Linked DNA regions of Homo sapiens: regions 1, 2, 3, 4, 5 and 7 are each linked to region 6. Evidence: chromatin contacts called from ENCODE Hi-C or POLR2A ChIA-PET data. All regions are on one chromosome and are shown on one strand. The core of a region is the stretch at or near the end of the contact, and the rest is flanking DNA. Distances in the headings are between cores, read along the strand shown. Region 1 overlaps PKIG (cAMP-dependent protein kinase inhibitor gamma). Region 2 holds the start of KCNK15-AS1 (KCNK15 and WISP2 antisense RNA 1). Region 3 holds the start of SYS1-DBNDD2 (SYS1-DBNDD2 readthrough (NMD candidate)). Region 4 holds the start of ADA (adenosine deaminase). Region 5 holds the start of YWHAB (tyrosine 3-monooxygenase/tryptophan 5-monooxygenase activation protein beta). Region 6 holds the start of SRSF6 (serine and arginine rich splicing factor 6). Region 7 holds the start of PIGT (phosphatidylinositol glycan anchor biosynthesis class T).

The links. A loop is a pair of places that touch in the nucleus more often than their neighbours do. ChIA-PET counts read pairs that join two places held with the same protein, here RNA polymerase II (POLR2A). Pooled maps may share reads with other maps.
Region 1: a loop to region 6 is called in a pooled map, with 9 times the contacts of the local background. The contact joins the enhancer-like site here to the promoter of SRSF6 in region 6. A Hi-C loop is called at or near these places in 1 of 37 single-sample maps with no recorded cell type and 3 of 50 pooled maps. POLR2A ChIA-PET finds 5 or more read pairs at or near these places in 4 of 52 experiments (A549, AG04449, OCI-LY7 and 1 more).
Region 2: a pooled map shows a loop between it and region 6 (3-fold over the local background). The contact joins the promoter of KCNK15-AS1 here to the promoter of SRSF6 in region 6. A Hi-C loop is called at or near these places in 1 of 168 maps with a recorded cell type or tissue (HepG2) and 5 of 50 pooled maps. POLR2A ChIA-PET finds 5 or more read pairs at or near these places in 1 of 52 experiments (AG04449).
Region 3: a map of naive thymus-derived CD4-positive, alpha-beta T cell shows a loop between it and region 6 (11-fold over the local background). The contact joins the promoter of SYS1-DBNDD2 here to the promoter of SRSF6 in region 6. A Hi-C loop is called at or near these places in 1 of 168 maps with a recorded cell type or tissue (naive thymus-derived CD4-positive, alpha-beta T cell) and 9 of 50 pooled maps. POLR2A ChIA-PET finds 5 or more read pairs at or near these places in 1 of 52 experiments (AG04450).
Region 4: a loop to region 6 is called in a map with no recorded cell type, with 7 times the contacts of the local background. The contact joins the promoter of ADA here to the promoter of SRSF6 in region 6. A Hi-C loop is called at or near these places in 1 of 37 single-sample maps with no recorded cell type and 8 of 50 pooled maps. POLR2A ChIA-PET finds 5 or more read pairs at or near these places in 1 of 52 experiments (GM10248).
Region 5: a loop to region 6 is called in a map of CD8-positive, alpha-beta T cell, with 17 times the contacts of the local background. The contact joins the promoter of YWHAB here to the promoter of SRSF6 in region 6. A Hi-C loop is called at or near these places in 7 of 168 maps with a recorded cell type or tissue (B cell, CD4-positive, alpha-beta T cell, CD4-positive, alpha-beta memory T cell and 2 more), 1 of 37 single-sample maps with no recorded cell type and 16 of 50 pooled maps. POLR2A ChIA-PET finds 5 or more read pairs at or near these places in 3 of 52 experiments (HepG2, OCI-LY7 and PC-9).
Region 7: a map of naive thymus-derived CD4-positive, alpha-beta T cell shows a loop between it and region 6 (12-fold over the local background). The contact joins the promoter of PIGT here to the promoter of SRSF6 in region 6. A Hi-C loop is called at or near these places in 1 of 168 maps with a recorded cell type or tissue (naive thymus-derived CD4-positive, alpha-beta T cell), 1 of 37 single-sample maps with no recorded cell type and 9 of 50 pooled maps.

Annotation. Positions count from the first base shown.
Region 1 is chr20:44,585,087-44,587,786 of GRCh38, reverse strand. All of the region lies in intron 1 of PKIG (cAMP-dependent protein kinase inhibitor gamma), which reads right to left. Among named protein-coding and RNA genes, the nearest start is that of PKIG, 3.9 kb to the right of the region's middle. Within about 2 kb of position 1,331, at least 7 of the 41 ENCODE cell types and tissues checked have a DNase peak (open chromatin) inside an H3K27ac peak, as active enhancers do; they include OCI-LY7, where a contact is called at or near this core.
Region 2 is chr20:44,744,880-44,747,579 of GRCh38, reverse strand. It overlaps KCNK15-AS1 (KCNK15 and WISP2 antisense RNA 1), which reads left to right and starts at 1,353. Exons shown (of 5, transcript NR_132377.1): 1 at 1,353-1,615. It overlaps KCNK15 (potassium two pore domain channel subfamily K member 15), which reads right to left and starts at 1,715. Exons shown (of 2, transcript NM_022358.4): 1 at 1,387-1,715. The coding sequence starts at 1,669.
Region 3 is chr20:45,361,884-45,364,583 of GRCh38, reverse strand. It overlaps SYS1-DBNDD2 (SYS1-DBNDD2 readthrough (NMD candidate)), which reads right to left and starts at 1,415. Exons shown (of 6, transcript NR_003189.2): 1 at 1,269-1,415; 2 at 891-1,055. It overlaps SYS1 (SYS1 golgi trafficking protein), which reads right to left and starts at 1,428. Exons shown (of 4, transcript NM_033542.4): 1 at 1,269-1,428; 2 at 891-1,055. The coding sequence starts at 1,052. LOC124904914 (a long non-coding RNA gene) reads left to right here and starts at 1,216. Exons shown (of 2, transcript XR_007067609.1): 1 at 1,216-1,516; 2 at 1,758-2,228. RefSeq lists an enhancer at 1,259-1,698.
Region 4 is chr20:44,650,434-44,653,133 of GRCh38, reverse strand. ADA (adenosine deaminase) reads left to right here and starts at 1,435. Exons shown (of 12, transcript NM_000022.4): 1 at 1,435-1,559. The coding sequence starts at 1,527. RefSeq lists a silencer at 1,237-1,626 and enhancers at 663-1,646, 1,877-1,986.
Region 5 is chr20:44,884,255-44,886,954 of GRCh38, reverse strand. YWHAB (tyrosine 3-monooxygenase/tryptophan 5-monooxygenase activation protein beta) reads right to left here and starts at 1,250. Exons shown (of 6, transcript NM_139323.4): 1 at 1,069-1,250. RefSeq lists silencers at 957-1,506, 1,567-1,626 and an enhancer at 904-1,520.
Region 6 is chr20:43,456,588-43,459,287 of GRCh38, reverse strand. It overlaps SRSF6 (serine and arginine rich splicing factor 6), which reads right to left and starts at 1,392. Exons shown (of 6, transcript NM_006275.6): 1 at 1,148-1,392; 2 at 779-927. The coding sequence starts at 1,254. RefSeq lists silencers at 606-865, 876-975 and enhancers at 1,116-1,215, 647-1,594, 1,516-1,675, 1,736-2,055.
Region 7 is chr20:45,414,852-45,417,551 of GRCh38, reverse strand. It overlaps PIGT (phosphatidylinositol glycan anchor biosynthesis class T), which reads right to left and starts at 1,411. Exons shown (of 12, transcript NM_015937.6): 1 at 1,209-1,411; 2 at 858-1,035. The coding sequence starts at 1,395. LOC107985405 (a long non-coding RNA gene) reads left to right here. Exons shown (of 2, transcript XR_001754640.2): 2 at 735-2,700.

The sequences.
Region 1 (2,700 bases), core at 82-2,581, 1.1 Mb before region 6:
AATTAAAATTAGAGCTAAACTTGAAATACAGCGGTATGTGGGTGGGGGGATTGGGAGACAGGCCCTTATTCAAAAACAGAGAAGTGAAATCACTGAGTGATGATTTATTTTAAGTGTGTTTTTCTGTACTATCTAGCTTTTCTTCCCTTGAACATATTCTAATTTTGCAATCAGAAAAAAAAAATCCACAATAAATGTTATAAAAACAAACCAACGGAAAATCAGTGGTGATTTTAGACTACAAAAGTCACCCGTCCCTCTGTTTCCTTACTACAACTTTGGACTTCAGATTCAGGGCCCTCTCAGGTGGGGCCCATACATTTTGTAAGGAAGTGTTCTTTCCACCCCTCTGAAGCCACGGGGGATAGGAAGGTGCCAGAAATGAGTGCTTCAGCAGGGGCAGCTCTCAGTTGCTCCCTAATGCAAATGCTGGCAAAGCTCCCAGAGCCAGGAATTGTAGGGAGAGAGCAGAAGGAATCAACCCAGCGCAAGATCAGGACCTCCACAATATGCTGATCCAGTGTCTGGTGTTTTGTAGCACTTGTGCATATTTCTTTTGCAGTACTTTTCACGTGCCATTAAAATTATTCACTCCTCTGTCTATCTTCCCTTGTTGCACAGAGAATTCCACAAGACCAGAGGCAGTGTCTTTACCCTGGTCCTCTAGTTCAGTGCTTAGTACTAACAGGTCCTCAATGTACATTTATGGAATGTTAAAGACTACACTGATAAAGTACTAAAACAGTAACTGACCTAGGTTCCTGGGACATAGTAAGAATACACCAAATACTTTCTTCGGTGCCATGAAGGGCCATTATTCAGTTCTGAAGAGTCAAGCTAAAGCCTGTAATTTCTTGAAACATTAAAGAGACTTCTTTTTGGAAATGCAGCTTCCTCCAGTAAGAGCGGATACATTATGTGTTCTAATCTGCAATTCATAATCAGTCAGCATAGGAGCCCACGGCAACTTCCAAAGAAACCACTCTTTGAAGGAGCAGTACTCCAAGTTTTCCTAAGACATTTCTGAAGGATTTCCAGGAGGTAGTGAGCTCAGCCTAGGGTCATGATTAATAACCTGTTTCCCAGAACTTTAGATTTTCCACCTCAGTCTCCACTTAGGAATTGCTTCTGGCCCCTCGTGAAAGCATTTGGCAGAGTTAATTGGGCCAGTTCAGCTTCTTGTCTGTCACAGCCAGCACCTGTTACCAGCTTCTTCCTTAAGTGGCTGGGCTAGGGTCCTCTGGTCCCAAGAGAATAGCACCCACTTCTGCTTTTGGCCTCAGCACTGGCTGGCTGATTTGAGGTTCAGCATCACTTGACTGGGTGACAGGAAATAATGCTGAGGCTTGGTTTGAAGAGCCAACATGGCAGCTCCAGGGTTCATCACAGGGGTTTCAAAATGATGAGTTCAAAGATAACTTCTGGTTCCTCATGCAAATGCCATCCTATGTCTGAGGGGGCAGATGCCTGTGTACATTGGCTGACATTCTCTTTCTGGAAATTGAGAGCAGCTAATCCTAAGCATGTATTTTTGTACTAACTAAGTGCTTTATGAGCCCTATCTCATTTCATCCGCATGGCACCCCTTTGAGGTCAGTATGACTGTGACCCCCCACTTGACAGAAAGAGAAGTAGGTTCTATAAAGTGAGGTGATCAGTCCAGGATCTCCCAGCTAGGAGGCGGTGAAAGCAGAGCTCTTACCTGCTATCCCCTTCCAATTTCTCACTGAACTCGAGAGCTCTCACCTGCTGTCCCTTTCCAATTTCTCACTGAACTCAAGAGCTCTCACCTGCTATCTCTTTCCAATTTGTCACTGAACTCTAGAGCTCTTACCTGCTATTCCTTTCCAATTTCTCACTGAACTCGAGAGCTCTTACCTGCTACCCCTTTCCAATTTCTCACTGCCCTCTAGATTGTCTAAATCGAAAGAAACGGTAGACACCAACCAGATGCAGGGCTGCAAATTCCCACAGGGGCCAGGGGCCAGGCAGGAGACTAGAGGGCACAGGGGAATGCGCAAATGGTAATGAACTGGAGAACACACCTGCCTAAAGGCATTCAAATTAAAAACAAAACACCACTCTGACTTCTGACTAGAGTTCACTTGTCATCATTTAACAGATGGAGCAACTGAGATCCAGGGAGGTGATATGAAAAAGGCACTGCAGTATGGTGAAATATTCAAGGGCTTCGGGGACAACCAGTTCTCATTGGGAACTCAAGCTCTAGCCCCTGCCAGCTGTGAGACTCTGGGCAATCCACTGCACCTCTCTGTGCCTTTCTTAGGTGTAAAATGGAGATGATCTCTGCCTCACATCATTGCTGTGAAGATTAAGAGAAGTCAGCATATGCAAGATGCCCAGCCCTGTGTGTGACATTTATTTCAGGAAGATACCAAAGCCAAATGAGATCTCTGGACACATCTTTTCCACAACCTACCTCCACTCCCAAGATGCCCTAAACTCACTGCCGGGAGTGACTGAGGTGGGAGAGATCAGCAAACACACACTGATAACAGGAGCAACTTTGACACACAAAACAAGAACTGAAAGCCACCCTCATCTGGTACATGAAGGCCTACCTAGTTGAGGAGTGTGAGGCATTCCACATTTCCACTCTCCACTTCCTGGCAGGGACCACAAAGTCTAGGTACCTTCCTTCCAGAACATCACCTCCTCACCACCACCTTAGGAAAAAGG
Region 2 (2,700 bases), core at 104-2,603, 1.3 Mb before region 6:
AAGCCTCCAAAGAATGTAGATAAAGGCAGAGAGAACAAGTTGATGGCATCCCAGACCAGTGGGCACGGTAACCAGGAGGGTCTCAGGTGTACCAAGATAGGAAGCAGGGGTGTCCATGTGGACAGGAGGGGGCAAAAGAGCTGAATAAGAGCTGGAGCCACGTTGGCAAATAATGAATTATTACAAATGAATAGTGCCTACTTGGCTTCAGGCACTGTGCCAAGCATGTTACATGCTTGACCTCACTGAAACCTGGCAGTCACCCAGTGAGGTAGGAACAATTGCATTTTGCCTTTGGGGAAACCAGGGCTTGGACAGGTGGAATCAATTGCCAGAGAAGGCAGGTGGCAATAGAGATGAGACCAGAACTCCAGTCTCTGTGATTCCAGAACTCATACTTTTAACTCCACTGCAAAAACCACAGCTCATATTCACTTGCAAGAGCATTATGGGGAAACTTTCTCCAAGGCACTGGCTTTCGGACTGGTGATCCAAGCCCCAGGGGGGGTGCCGGGACGTTCACAGCTGGAGCCTGGGGAGTGGCTGGCACCAAGCCTGGAGCCCTGCAGAGCCCACTTCTCTCCTTCCTGTTCCCCCAGGTTTAGGCTCAGCAGGTACCAGCCAGATGGTAGTCATGGCAACAGCTGGTGGTCCAGATGCTCCAAAGGAACTGCTCTGCATCCCTGAGGGCAGAGTCCAGAGCCTGTGGTTATCAGTCATTCCTTTAACAAGTATTTATTGATCATCTACTGCATGCTAGGCACGGGTCATACAGCAGTCCCTAAGACAGACTGGGTCCCCATTCTCATGGGGTAACAATAACAATTGCAATAATAAAAAAATGATCTTTTCTTTGTAGTGCTCTGTATGTGTCATGTTTTAGCACAGGCCTTGTCTGTGCATAGTCTGTCTCCTGAATAATAACTCTCACCACAGCCCTGAGATAAGGCCGATTAGCGACACTATTTTACAGAAGAGAAAACTCTGGCTCAGAGAGGTTGAGCAACTCGTCTAAGGTCACACAGCAAGTGTGAGGCAACCAGGCAAGGAAAAGCAAATCCAGCCACTTGGTCTCCCAGCCCCGCTTCACCTATCTCCAAGCCCCTTGGACGTTTTCTGAGCACTCCTGGGTCAGCCTTTTGGCAAACTCGATTTACTGATTCCTCCCGTCCCTGCCTGCGTGGGCTGACAGCTCCATTCAGCAGAGGGGGGCAAAGGAGACCAGGGAGACGAGGGAGGCGAAGGAGATGAGGGAGGCTCGGTGAGCCGAAATGACCCGTCCAAAGTAGCTCAGCTGGGCGGGGGCAGAGGTGGGACCGAAACCCAGAGGCGCCCCGGGACGGCTGGGGCTGGAGCGGGCGCGGAGGGAGGCTCCGGGCGGCTCACCGATGGTAGTGATGACGGTGATGGCGAAGTAGAAGGAGCCGGGGAACTTCCACTGGCGGCCGGCGCGGTGGGGCTCAGCCTGGAGCGCCAGGCGCTCCAGCTCGCGGTAGTCCTCGGCCGAGAAGCCGAACTTCCTCCGGAGAGCGCCCCGCTTCTGGACCAGCAGTCGCTGGCGGCCGCTTTCCGCCTCGGACTCGAGCGCGTCGAAGACAGCAGCGCCCACCAGCAGGTAACACAGGGTGCACAGGACCAGCCCGGCCGCGCGCACGCTCGGCCTCCGCATGGCGCCCCGGCCCCGGTACCCGCCGCGGTCCCAACCTGCTCCGTGTGCCCGGACCGCGCGCTCCGCCCCCTCCAACCCCGGCCCCACGCGGCAGGGTTGTGACGGGCGAGGCGGGGCGACTGCCGGGAACCTGGAGGCTGGGATCGCCACGGGTGGGGGCCGGAAGAACCGCTCCCCTGTCCGCCTCCCACTCGCCTGCCCGGGGTTCATGTGTCTGTGAATAGTGAGATCTGAAGCAAAGGCCCAAACCCCGGGCCTGCAGAAGTCCTGTTCCCGCCACTAACTCATGTTGTGACCTCGTGCCAGTCTTCCGTCCTTCCTTCCGTCCTTCCTTCCTTCCTTTTTCCCTCCCTCCCCTCCCCCCTCCCCTCCCTTCCTCCCTCCCTCCCTCCTTTCCTTCCTTCCTTCCTTTCACTCCTTTCCCCATCCCTCCCTCCCTTCTTCCCTCCCATCCTTCCTCCCTCCGTCCCTCCCTTCCTCCCTCCGTCCCTCCCTTCCTCCCTCCGTCCCTCCCTTCCTCCCTTCGTCCCTTCATCTCTTCTTCCCTTCCTTCTCTCCTTCCTTCCTTCTTTCATTCAGTCAGTCAATCCTCTGACAAATATTTACCAAGCACCTACTGGTGCAAACAACATTCCTGTTGTAAGTAAAAGTGATATCCTAGTGAGGAGGGCCAGCTAACAAACAAGAAACTAATTTAAGACAGGAGTGAGAAAGAAGGAAAAGGGATAGTTTCTTGGGGAAGGTGAACCCCACCATCTAAGGTGGTGCTTAAAACAGAACTGAGCATGACTTGGCAGCCAGAATAGCAGAGGAGCCGGTGTCGCTGGAGCCCAGAGAACTGGGGGGCAGATACTTTGGGGGAGCAGAAGGAAGGCAAAGAGGCAACTTCACACAGGGTCTTACAAGCCCTTATGTGGGTTTATTGAAAGCCATGGAAAGGCTGTATTACAAACACAGGCAAACAAACACACACGCAACACCACCACAATGATCTGATTCATATTTTTTAAAGAGCCCCTGGCTGTCATGGG
Region 3 (2,700 bases), core at 166-2,665, 1.9 Mb before region 6:
AGGAGAATGGCGTGAACCCGGGAGGCGGAGCTTGCAGTGAGCCGAGATCCTGCCACTGCACTCCAGCCTGGGCGACAGAGGGAGACTCCGTCTCAAAAAAAAAAAAAAAAAAAAAAAAGAACTGTGCTCATCACCACGCCACAGCTGCCTCTTAGATGTAACAACTTATAGGCCTCCTTTACACTTTACAAAGTACCTTCTTATTCCTAAACCCCTCTGGGCCTTGTAACATTTTGTTGAGGGCAACATGGTAGGAGCATCCGGCCCACTTTTCAGAAAAGGCTCAGAAAGGGGAAGCAACTTGCCCAAGGTCCCACAGCTAGTTTTATATGTTTAGGCCTAGACTGAACCCTTGCTTTTCTGAACCCAAAGCACATGCTCTTTATATTGCAGTCCACGACCTCTCTGCAACTAGTCTCATGGTTTTGAAGACAGGAAAACAAGTTCACAGAGGTGACATTTGCCCCAGGTCACACAGCTAGTAAGTGGATCTTAAACGGACGCCTGTCTGACCCCAAAGTCCAGGCAGTTTCCACTGTACCCGCACGAATGCTCTTTTATCCACCCCTCTCTCCGATGTGGCACCTGAGAACCTAGCTCAGAGAAATCAAGTCACTTTCCCAGAGTATCAGAAAGGAAATGTATCAGAGTTGCCTGGAACACAGACGTGTTTATTGTATTAACATCCAGGCCCTTTTCTTTGTACTAATCAGCCTCTGCTGTCATTCCATTTTATGGATGAGGCAGCTGAGGCTCAGAAAGGTGAAATCCCTTTCCCAGGGCTACAAAGAAAGAAGGTGACCCAGCCACGTCTACAGCACAGTAGTGATGGACCACAAAGCCTACTCGGGGAGGCCGAGACCCCACCCGCCCCAGTCCGGGGACCCTACCTCGGCGTCGAACATCTGGTCCAGCGAGGGGCTGCTTCGCACTAGCCCGTCCACCAGCGCCAGCCACAGGCCCAGCGAGCCGTAATACACGGTCTGCATGAGGACGATCTGCGACAGGATCAGCAGCGGGTCCCACACGTAGCTGCGGAACTGACCCGCCATGCCCTGCAGGGACACGAGCCGGGCCTCAGCCAGCGGCCTGTCTCCATGGCAACGTCGCCCCGCCCGGGAGGAGGGACTGGAACCAAGGGGTGAGCCCATTCCAAGAGTCAGGGGGAAGGCGGGGCAGACAGACCCATTCTCAGAGTGAGGGGAAATCCAGCCCATTCCGCCTGCGCGGCCCCCGCCCGTACACGAGCTCCTCTGGGGTCTACTCACCAGTGACAGACTCGACGATCGAAGTGTCTGAGCGTGGCCCGGCCTCACCGGCGGGCTCCCAAAACAGCGCTGACAGACAGGACCATGGAGGAGAGGCGCTGCCGGCCTAGAGAGGCAAAGCTCCAGCGACCACGGCGGCAGGAGCGGCTGCGTAGGAAAGAAACGTTTCCGGGGAAAGCAGCGGAGGGGCGGGGCTGAGGTTGCGCAGGCGTAGTGGGTGCAACCTCTGCCTGAACCTCCTGAACCAGGTACAAGCAGCCGGATAGCGAACTGAGCACATGCGCAGAAGGAAGAGTGAAGGCAAACGGAAGAGAGGAACGAAGGCCGCAGAGCTTGCGCGCCCTCTAGAGGGGAATTCTTTTTTTAAAGGAAGGCGGCTAGGGGAGAGGCAAGTGGGGTGGCTTAGGACGCGGTAATGATGTTTGGGAATTAACGAGGTGATAAACTGTGTCGTTATTTTCAGCCTAAATTCTCAATGTTTTCTCCTAGTTAGAGTCTGATAACTTGAAGTGGACCTGCAAGCTCCTCCACGTAGGAGTTTGCCAATGTTCCCGCTGTACAGATAGTTAAGCTAAGGGCCAGAGAAGGAAAGCAACATACTGTTTCAACGACACAGTTAGTAGCAAAGTAAGTATTAAAATTCAAGTGTTGGTCGGGCGCGGTGGCTCACGCCTGTAATCCCAGCACTTTGGGAGGCTGAGGTGGGCGGATTACCTGAGGTCGGTGTTTCGAGACCAGCCTGACCAACATGGAGAAACCCCGTCTCTGCTAAAAATACAAAATTAGCGGGGCGTGGTGGCGCACGCCTGTAGTCCTAGCTACTCGGGAGGCTGAGCCAGGAGAATTGCTTGAACCCGGGAGGCAGAGGTTGCAGTGAGCCGAGATCACGCCATTGCACTCCAGCCTGGGCAACAAGAGCAAAACTCCGTCTCTAAATAAATAAATAAATAAATAAATAAATAAATAAAATTCAAGTGTTTCCTCAACACTACAACATTGATTTCGCACCTACTCGGTGGCAGGAAGGCTAGAACATGTATATATAAGACAGCCCCTGCCCTGAGACACAGATGAACTATATTAGAAGGCAGAGTAGTGGGTGTTTTAAAATGTGGGTGTCCAGTGGAAAAAGGCACAGGTTCTGAAGTCGCACATAGGAGTAAATCCTGACCCTCTCTGCTGCCATGACTGTTTTATCTATCTTCCAAATCCGAATAGTGGACAGTCAGTAAATATTTGCTGAATGAGTTAAGAACAGAAAAAGCAAGAGCAAATCGATAACTCACTTATTCCTACTCCAGCAGACGAAAACCCATCAACTTCATTGATCCTAGGTTCCCCCTCTCTGAAGTGGAAAGACGGGAAGTAAGTTGTTCCAGGAAAAGAATTTGGGTTTTAGGGCCAGCTATGCCACCCAGTGTGACCAGCAAGC
Region 4 (2,700 bases), core at 186-2,685, 1.2 Mb before region 6:
GTAATCCCAGCTACTCGGGACGCTGAGGCCGAGAACTGCTTAAAATCCAGGAGGTGGAGGTTGCAGTGAGCCGAGATTTCGCCACTGCACTCCAGCCTGGGCGACAGAGCAAGAGTCCATCTCAAAAAAACAAAAACAAAAACAAAAAAACAAAAAACAAAAATTAGCCAGGCGTGGTTGTGGGCGCCTATAATCCCAGCTACTCGGGAGGCTGAGACAGGAAAATCGCTTGAAACGCTGGGGGTGCGGGGGAGCGGTGGGGAGGAGGCGGGCCAGAGGGGCAGAGGTTGCAGTGAGCCCAGATCGCGCCACTTCACTGCAGCCTCCGCGAAAGAGCGAAACTCCGTCTCAGTAAATAAATAAATAAATAAATAAATAAATAAATAAATAAATAAATAACCTGTACCCGCGTGTTATTTCCCTCCGTCCTTACCTCCTCCCGGCTCCTTCCCTTTCACCTGAGATAACCACTCTTCTCGTATCTATGCTCATCTTTCCCTTGCTTTACATTTTTTCCACCGATGCATGTGTCTAAACATACATACTTTTGGTTTTGCTTTTACACATTCTAAAAGTTGCACCATTGTATGCAGTTTTCCGCAACTTAGTTTTTTTCACTCAACATTGTTTCTGAGACATTGTTTCTGTTGTTGTCTGGCTGAAGTTCATTCCGTTTCACTGCTGTCTAACGTTTCATGGTGTGAATATTCCGGTTTATTTGCCCACTCGCCCGTGGAGGGGCATTTGAGGGTGTTTCCAATGTTCCTGTTATTCGGAATAGCGCTGGTGTGAACATTCTGCACAGGTCTCTGGCTGCGCCTGGGCGGGTTTCTTAAAGGTGAATGCCCAGGAGGGGACTGTCTGTGTTCTCCCTCCCTCCGAGCTCCAGCCTTCCTCGCCTCCTTTCACTCCCAGCTCCCTGGAGTCTCTCACGTAGAATGTCCTCTCCACCCCCACCCACCCCTGATGAACTCCTGCAGGTTCTGCAGGCCACGGCTGGCCCCCCTCGAAAGTTCCTTAACTATACAATTATGGTGTGTGTTTCTGCGACGAGCGTCCGTCTATCCGGTGGAAGGCACGCCGCTCGAGGCTTGCGATGCTCCCGGGGTCCCCGCTTCTAGCTTGGGCCTGGCGCACAGCAGCGCCCAGACTGCAGGGGGACGCTTGAAAGTTGCTGGAGGAGCCGGGGGGAAGGCAGCGCCCAGCGAGGCGGCTGGAGCGCGCGCCCACAGGTGGGTCCGGTCGGGCGCCGCGGGGCCGTAGTTTTCGGGTCGGCGGGCGAGGACGCCGGGTCCAGAATTCCAGGAAATGCGCGATCCAGGCCGGCGGGCGGGGCGGGGGCTCCGGCGAGAGGGCGGGCCCCGGGAACGGCGGCGGGCGGGGCGGGAGGCGGGGCCCGGCCCGTTAAGAAGAGCGTGGCCGGCCGCGGCCACCGCTGGCCCCAGGGAAAGCCGAGCGGCCACCGAGCCGGCAGAGACCCACCGAGCGGCGGCGGAGGGAGCAGCGCCGGGGCGCACGAGGGCACCATGGCCCAGACGCCCGCCTTCGACAAGCCCAAAGTGAGCGCGCGCGGGGGCTCCGGGGACGGGGGTCCGGCGCCTGGGCGGCCCGAGGGGCTTAGCGGGGCCCAGCCCGGGGCGTCCAAACCCTGGGAACGAACGGGGGCTCCTGCAGGCGAGTTCTTCCTTCGGCTTAGGCCGTGGCTTGCTTGCGGGCTAATCAGGGACAATGGGGCAGAGAAGGTCCAGAACCCGGAGGCCTCCAGAGTCTGCTTCTGCCCCTGACTTGACCCCTCTGGGTCTCAGTTTCGCTGTCTGTCAAGTGGGCATCCTAGCACCGCTGAGCGCTGTGTGGGCCTGGGCAGGGACTTGAGGTCTCTGAAGCTCAGCTGTATGATCAGGCCCGATGTCTACGCCGGATAGGCACCTAGTGCTGTGCCCGGCGCCTACTGAGTGCTCAGTGAATGGAAGCAGCTTTGTACGCCAGCGTTATGGTGGTGAGCGCCAAGGAGCTCAGGTTTGTGGATGCGCCCCGGGGAAGAACCGTGAGCCCTGCCAGAAAGGGGAGGGAGGGGAGCAGAGCACCCCCCTTCCCCCGCGCGGGAAGAACAGGAGCTAGGTAGGCCCTGGGTTTGGGGCCCTAGCAGGGTTCACTCGAGGCCAAGCCATGGCCACTGGCCCCAGGGGAGAATCCCCTTGTTTCTCCGCCCACCAGCTGTGGCGTCTTGGGACTGTTGGGGTCAGGGAGGGTCTGGACCCCCTTGGCCTGTCGCAGAGTCCGAGAGGAGGGGCCCAGGAGTCTGCCAAGCAGGGTGAGTCAGCCAGTAGGGTGTGAGAGTGGTTGGGGAAGGAGTCAGCTGCAGTCAGCCTCAACTTACCCTTCTAAGAAATAGGTGTGAGTGGCCCAGGAGGTTGGCTCACGCCTGTAATCCCAGCACTTTGTGAGGCTGAGGCGGGAGGATCATTTGAGTCCAGGAGTTTGAGACTAGCCTGGACAACAAAACTAGACCCCGTCTCTCCAAAAAATAAAAAAAGTTAGGGGAAGTGTGTGTGGTGGTGCACTCCCGTAGTCCCAGCTACTCAGGAGGCTGAGGCGGGAGGATCGCTTGAGCCCAGGAGGTTGAGGCTGCAGTGAGGTGTGATGGTGCCACTGCACTTCAGCCTGGGAGACAGAGCGAGACCCTGTCTCAAAAAAAAGAGA
Region 5 (2,700 bases), core at 1-2,500, 1.4 Mb before region 6:
GATTTTATGTTCATAGCATCATCTTGCCAAATTCCATCTCCCACACAGGGCAAGCAAAATCAGGACCTGATGCTATCTAGCCTTACCAAAGAGAAATGCAATGAAGGCAACGACAAGAAACATGTATTTTACAGAAAGGTTGGCAAATTGCTTACCAAGGCTGCCACCTCTGAAAACCCCATTATATGGGAGTTCTCCATTTGCGGCAAAGATGCACTCACCTTCCCACCTCTTCTTCCCTCCGCTCCCCACCCCCCGACCAGGAAGCCACCGGGCAAATTTCAGACCGAAAAACGTGCTAACACACAATATGGGGGAATTTGGGGTAAAGACACAAAAGAATCTGGCATTAAATGACGGTAAATACTGTGAGAAAATACTCCGATTCTCACCCCCTGATATTTTTTCCTGGGGATCCGGCCTGACTCAGTAACCGGCTCCAACAAACAGATTTTCTTGATTCAAACCCAATTCCCTTCCTAGGGAATCTTGGGTCCTGCCAGGCTCCATAACCAGTGAAGGATGATGAAATGGTTTTACTGCAAAATGGGAGGGGGTTCCCCCACTGCTGTCTCCCAAGGTTAAACCCCTTACTCATCCAGGAGGAGCCAAACACGGGGACTGGGGCTAGAAAACTCATCCGCGTTTGATTAAATTTTAATTTCTGGAAACCAGAAAGCACGGAGCAGAGGTGACAGGGCTGAAGGGGACGTTCTTGCCGACCAAGACGCAGGGAGGGGTCGCGTGGGGCCCGAAGCAGATAGTGAGGGAGGGTCCGGGATCCCCGGCTCCGCTGTCCCTTACGGCACAGTACGGAGTTGCACCCCGCCCGGCCGGCAGGACCTCAGGCGGCCCGAGCCTCTCCAAGAGGTAAAGGGCCCGGCCCCGGAAACAGGGAGGGGCCGCTGCGAGGTCTGGCCTCGCCGCCGGCGGCCGCGCGGAGCGAAAGAGGCAGCGCGCCGCTACCCCACGGGGCCCACCCACTGGGCCGCCGTCGTCGCAGCAGCCAGAGAGGGGCTTCGAGTTTGGGCCCCCGGGGGCCCCGGTCGGACCCCGCGCCGCACTCACCGTGGGAGGGCTGCAGGGAACAAAGACCCTTCCGAGCGAAGCTCCGAGCGAGATGACCTCTTCCTTCCTAAGCCCACTACTCAGGCGGCGGCAGCGGTGCCTGCAGTGGCTGCAGCGGCGGCGGCGGCGGCGACTACCCCGGCTCCGGAATCGGCGGCGGCGGTGGCGGTAGCTCCACTTCCGCTCCGATCGCCACTTCCGCTCCGGTCCTGGCCGCGCCCCGCCCCAAACCGTGTTCTCATTGGGCAAGCGAGGCACGGGGTTGCCACGGCCCCACGGGAGGGGCGCAGACGGAAGGGAGGAGGAAGAAGAGCGAAAGGCAGGGTTGCAGGGGCCGGGGCAGGGCGGATGGCCGGGGGAGGGACCCAGGAGGAGGTGGGCGGAGAAGAAGGAAATGGGGCGGGGGAGCGGGAAAAGGAGGTGGGAGGAGAGAGGGCGGAGCTGGGGGTGGTCAAGATACGGGCTGTGTGGGAATAAGGAGGACTAGGAGTGTGGTCTGGATGGGGATTGCCCTTTCTGCTGGGACTGGAAACGCGCCAGGGCCAGTCCCGGAGATTCGAGGTTTAGCAGTTCCCCCTCCACCCCGAAAGTAATCCTCACTGGGTCGGAGGCCGATGTCAGTCCTCTTACTGTGTGCTTTGGTAATGCTGGAGCCAGGGAAGAACAGAAATTGCTCATCCCTCAATGTTCATTTAATCCTTTCAATCCTTCAGGGTACTTACCTTTTCCTTCTTTGGTAGACTGAAGAGGCCACGTGAAGTGCCAGGAATCCAATGCACAAACGTCTTTTTAAAAAACCTGTGTAGGGTCGAGCGCAGTGGTTCGCGCCTGTAATCTCAGCACTTTGGGAAGCTGAGGTGAGAGGATTGCTTGAGGCCGGGAGTTGTAGGCTGCAGTGAGCTATGGTCATGCCACTGCACTCCAACCTGGGAGACAGAGTGAGACCCTGTCTCCAAAAAAAACCCACAAAAATCTGTGTACATGATTTCTTCTTTAAGATGCCCCCTCGTTGAGGAAGTTCAGGGAAGGAAACAGGCCTCCATGGCTCCCCTCCCCTCCATGACTGCTCTCACAATTACCAACATTCTACTCCTCTGAAGGTAGTTGATTTTGTTTTGTTTTGTTTTGTTTTGTTTTCTGTTTTTGAGACAGAGTCTCTTTCTGTCGCCCAGGCAGTGTCACAATCTTGGCTCACTGCAATCTCTGCCTCCCAGGTTCAAGCAATTCTCCTGCCTCAGCCTCCTGAGTAGCTGGGATAACAGGTGCATGCCACCACTCTCGGCTAGTTTTTGTATTTTTAGTAGACACGGGGCTTCGCCATATTGGCCGGGCTGGTCTCAAACTCCTGACCTCAGGTGATCCACCCGCCTCAGCCTCCCAAAGTGCTGGGATTACAGACATGAACCACCTCGACCGGCTTCAAGGTAGTTGATTTTTAAACTCAGTCCTTCAAAATGCCTCTCGCCTTCCCTCTCTCCTGTTCATTTATTCTTTCAACAAATGTTGAACAGGCTTTTTGCTTAGTGCTGGAGACACAGCAATGAACAAGGCAGGTGGGGCCCTGCTGTCTTGGAGTTTGCAGTCGGGTAGGAGAAAAAGCCAAGTAAATAGGCCTTTGCCGTCTTGCCTTTA
Region 6 (2,700 bases), core at 143-2,642:
CTGTCGTCATGGCTTCCGGTAAGGTCAGCCAAAGGGTCATAGGGCAAGGGTCACACAATGTATGGAAAAGCCAAGGCCAATCAGGAAAGGCAGTCATCTTAGCCTCAGTGGACACAGCCTCAGCCCCATTGGTCACTTTCAAATTGAAACATCAAGGACTTGTTAAAAAGTTTGAATTCAACATGCAACAATTTAAACATCAAACATTTAACATAACCAAAAATCCCCCCAACCTCCTCCCAATAACATGCCCCAATTAGTTCAAATACAGCATAAAGCTTATTTAGATCTACTTTGTGGTACAATACCACATTACTTAAAAATAGTACATTCTTTGGCCCCCATCAAGTTCCATAGCTTTAAGACCTATACTTTATGCTCCTCCCCTTCCCCGTCCCCCGCGCCCCCTACCCCACCTCCACCCGAGCCTGCCCCCGAACCTCTAACTAATGCACTGATAGGTAAGTAAGGAGAATACAACAAATACAGCCACCCCTTACTTCCTCTGTGGGAAGAACCCGTGACAGTGCTGACAAGGGGCCAGAAGAAGCCACCCACCTCCCAACTTGGCAAATAAACAAAACCAAACACCCAAACCCAATCCCCGCGCTCCGGCGTCCCATGGCTGCCCCGGGCAGACGTGAAGGCAGCGGGGCTCGGGGACACCCAAGTCAAACGACCCCCGGCCCTCGCGCCTGCCCGGGCTGGGAGGCCCCACCCCACCCACCCCCGCCCCCAGGGTCCCCAAGGGCGCGGAGCGCGCGGGGGTGGGACTCACTGCGGCTTCCGTAGCTGTAGCCGTCGCGATCGCGACGCGGGCCCCGGGCGTGCTCTACGATCACGCGCTCGCCGCAGAGCTCCTTGCCGTTCAGCTCGTAAACGGCGTCGTCGGCGTCGCGGGAGTCCTCGAACTCCACGAAGCCGTACCTAGGGGCGGTGCGAGGGCCGGACAACCGCGGGGGAGTCGTTAGCCAGGACGCGCACGTGCGCGCGCCCGTACCCCACCGCGCGCCCCCGCGACGCCGCGCCGTCGCCATCTTTGAGGCCCTGCCACGCGGCGCCGCGGCCTTGGCCGCTTCTTTCCTTGGAGAGTTCCCGCCGCCACCAGGCCTGGGACGCTGGGCGCGGGCGCCCAGGCCCGACTCACCCATTTTTGAGGTCTACTTCGAGGAGGCGGCCATAGCCACTGAAAAAGCGCTGGATGTCCTTCTCCCGGACGTTGTAGCTCAGGCGTCCTATGTAGACGCGCGGCATGTCCGTGGCGGGCGGGGACCCAAGGGCTGGTTGTCGAACGGCGGACCGCAAGCCAGTAACCGCGGTGCGGGTGCGGGGACGGCAAGAGCCCGAACACGCGCCTCACACCACAGGGGCGGCCGAGTCCAGCCACACAATGGCGCGCGCGCGCGCCAGGCTTTCGCTATATGGGCGGCCGGTGGGGCGGGGCCTGGAGCGTGATGTCAGCGCGCAGCGGCACGTCCGTCCCGCGTCGTCCCTGGGCTAGATGGTGACTGGCGAGTCCGTTGCCCGCGACGTTTCGGTGTAGTGCGGTCTTGCTAGCTTCTAGGATTTTTCTCTAGCCCTCCCCACCGTCTTTGAAAACACAATGTCTCTAATCCAGCCGCAGAACTGCTTTCTAATTTGTACCTTTTATAAAACTGTGCGCGATCTCTTCGGGGTTGAAGCTCGGGAGGCGGGCTGAGCGAATCCCCGTTTTTCATTGGTTCTCGAGGTTATCATAATAGGTCGCCGCGGTCTCTGCTTGGTGGCTTAAAACGAGGCTGCGGATTTCTCCCAGCGATTGGTTGATGCTCGTTTTGATGGGGACCGCGGTCTCGGACCCAGTCGCTTGTCTTGTTTCGCAGAATCTGAGGATCGCGCGCCGAGGTCTTGCTGACCGGGCGGAGGTCGCGTTGCGAGCGCGCAGACCCGCCGACATCAGCCTCTCCGGGTCTCACTCGCAGCCTTCGCCTCCCCGGACGTTCCCCTCTCCCTCCATGGGTCTTTCTTGGAGCCCTGGCAGCTTGACTCACTTGTGGATTGGGCTATCCGTGGCAATCCTACGCTCACTGTAGGTGCTCAAAAGGGAGCGTGGACGAGACCCGGCAGCCCTCCCACAGCGACGAACGATTTTTTTTCTCCCGTGTATGGAAAGTCCTTTGTCCCAATACTATCATTTCCTCCACTGACTTGAAAGTGCCTTATTTTGTGAGTTTATCAATGGAGATGCTATTTAAAGCTGTAGAACCAGATTGAAAACCTCAAAGGAGTAAGTTTAAGTGGAGAGCGGAAGACCCAGGCCAACGCCTGGGGTACTCTGAAATTTAAGCGCAGGAAAGGAGACTGGGAGGAGTGACTAGCGAGGTAGGGAGAAGACCAGGAGAGTAGGTGTCACCGCCGAAGCTAAAAAAAAAAAAAAAAAAAAAAAGGGATATCACTGAGATAACACCAGCTCTTTAGATATTTATGTATTCCTGCTCTGTTTTGAGTGGTGCAACCTCAATATCCTTAAGCTTCGGGTTGAAAAAGGGGGGTTTTGTCCTCCTGGAGCTATTTGGAAGTCTAGAGGGAAACGTTGTTTGTCACGACTGGGGGAGGTAGAGGCCGTGCTTAAAGTTAGATAAATAAAAAATACGAGTCTGTAATCCCCACACCTTGGGAAGCTGAGGCAAGAGGATCTCTTGAGCCCAGGTGTTCGAGGCT
Region 7 (2,700 bases), core at 162-2,661, 2.0 Mb before region 6:
GTTCGAGACCAGCCTGGGCAATATAGTGAGACCTTGTTTCTACAAAAAATTTTTAGAAACATTTGACTCTGACCACATTAGGCCTCTATTCCCACATGGCAACAATCCATAGAAGCTGAGTGGCAGAGCTGTCCTCGTTAGAATGTCACACAAACTCTCTAGCCTGCCACAATTCCTGCTGCTCCTTTTTATTGCCCTAAAACTTGTTATATCATACTTGCACTATTGATTTCTTATAGTGGGATTAAGAGGAAAATGAGATATATTTCTCATTCCTGTGTTTGTCAATTTTAAAAATACCTTTATTCATTCCTTACCTGTGTGGCCCATGTAGACCTGTTTGCAACCACTGCACAGAAAGGTTCTATTCTAAACAGGATAGCCACAGCAGCCACTGGGAAATAGCGGTTTGTAGTAGGCACAGTAACTAGACCTGCCCCCTCCCAAACAAAAGCAGTTCCTCTAACACTGTGATGTAGCATCCTGTTGGCCAGTTGTAACCCACAGATATGTTATGGTTGGCTTTCGTGGTATTTATTATCATTTAAAAAATATTAATGAATGCCTTTTAAAAGGTTATCCAGTTGCCAGTTTTCTACTGCCTTACCTCCAAATAAGCATTAATTGTTTGCTATTTGCCTCTCCAGGGATATGCATGTGCTACCTCAGGTCTGAAAGTTTTAGGATTGGGAAGTTTATTCATCTGTGGTAACATTTCTTACTTCCAATGCCAGCTCTACCCCCATGGAATCGCTGCCTACTGGAAGTGCTGTCCCCAAGAGCAGTGGCAGGATGACAACACTCTCCCAGCCACATTCCCTCCATGGCCTGCAACAGGGCCCAAGGTGTGCACTCACTCAGTGACAGTGTCTTGGAACCAGACCCACAGCTCTGCACCTGATGGGGCCTGCAGGAAGGGTGGCCCCCAGTATCGGGTCCTCCAAAAGCCTTGTGTGAATGACAGGTGCAGCTCCCGTAGAGAATACTTGGAGATCAGCTGCCCCAGGGCTTTGGGAAAGAGCCTGTAATGGGACACTGGGGAAACGGGAGCAGGTGAGTGACGATCCCCACCTCGTCGGGGTCCACACCCAGGATCCCGAACTCTACCCAGGAATTAGGCCCCGCCCCCAAAGTTTGCCTTCATCCCACGGCCGGCCAGCCAGCAGGCACTACGGAAATCTTTCCCTGGTCAGATCTCGCGCCCTCACCTCCTTCCCGCTGAAGCTCCGAATCCCAGCGCGTGCGGAACTGGAATGTGGCGGCTACGTCCCCGGAAGGCAGCGGGGTGATGACAAGTTCCTCCCGCAGGCTGTCGCGTGGGGGTTCTGCAAGGCACCAGCCGCCGGGCCCCAGGAGCAACAGGACGAGCAGAGCAAGCGGCATAGCCGCCGCCATGCCTGCGGCTACTTCCGCCTACCCAGCGGCGCTCGGCCCCATGAAAAGCCGGTATCCAATAAGAAAGGCGTGTGAGAAGTGACTTCCGCTGTCGTCCCGGAAACCGGGATGCGGTTATCAGAGCGACCGCCTGCGCAGGTCGCGAAGATTCCCTCAGAGCTGGTGGGTCTAAGGGGGTACTGGGAGGACACGAGAGGGAGTAGGCAGGGCGAGTAACCAGCTTGAGGCCGCACCTAGTTCATGGCGTATTCCACCCACCAGGAAATGCTTAATAATATGAAGCTCCTTCACTGCCATTTTACCCATTTGATAGTTGAGGAAACATTGACTGAAAAAGATCAATTACTTTTGGGAAAACCATTGTGGTTTTAATTTGCATTTCCCAAAGTAAGAGGAACCTCCTGCCCCTCTTAGCTTCTAGTGTCTCCATTTGCTGCAAAACCCCCAAATAAGTGGTTCTTTTATTACGAAAATGTTCAAACAAAATTGAAAGAATGAGCACCTGTTACAATAAACCTATTTTCCACCACCTAGATTCTACTATTTACATTATACTATACTTGTACTTTACCACATATTTGTCTATACATCCATCATTCCATCTTGTGTTTTGGTGCACTTCAAAGTAAATTGCAGACATTAGTACACTTTCCTTTAAGTAGTTAAGCATGCATATAATTAACTAGAGTTCAGTATTCGATTGCATTTTGATGTAAAATTCACATACAGTGAAATGCACAAATCCAAAGTACACATTCACTGAGTTTTGACAAATGCACACACCTATGTAACCCGAACTCCTATCATGATACAGAACATTCCTAAAACCCCAGAAAATTAGCAATACCCTTTCCTAGTCAATCCCTGCTCCTCTATCACCTTCCAGAGGCAGTTAGTACCCTGATTTTTTCCCACAATAGATTAATCTGTTCCAGAACTAAATATAAATGAAATCATATAGTATGTATACTGTGTAAGGCTTTTTTTTTTCTCATGGGAAGAATGTTTTTGAGAATCATCCATGTTCTTGCATGTATCCACAATTCTTTTTATTACTGCGTAGTATTATTAATTTATCCATTCAACTCTTGATGGGCACTTTTAAAGTTTTTGGTTATTATTAACAAGGCTGCTGTCTGTGCAAGCTCCTTTGTAGACGTATATTTCTCATATCCTTTGGCCAGGTATTTAAGAGTGGAATTGCTGGGTCAGAGAGCAGGTGTATGTTTAATTTTATAAGAAACTGTCAGACCTTTCTCCAAAATGTATCATTTTATGTTTCCATAAACTATGAGTCTCCATTGT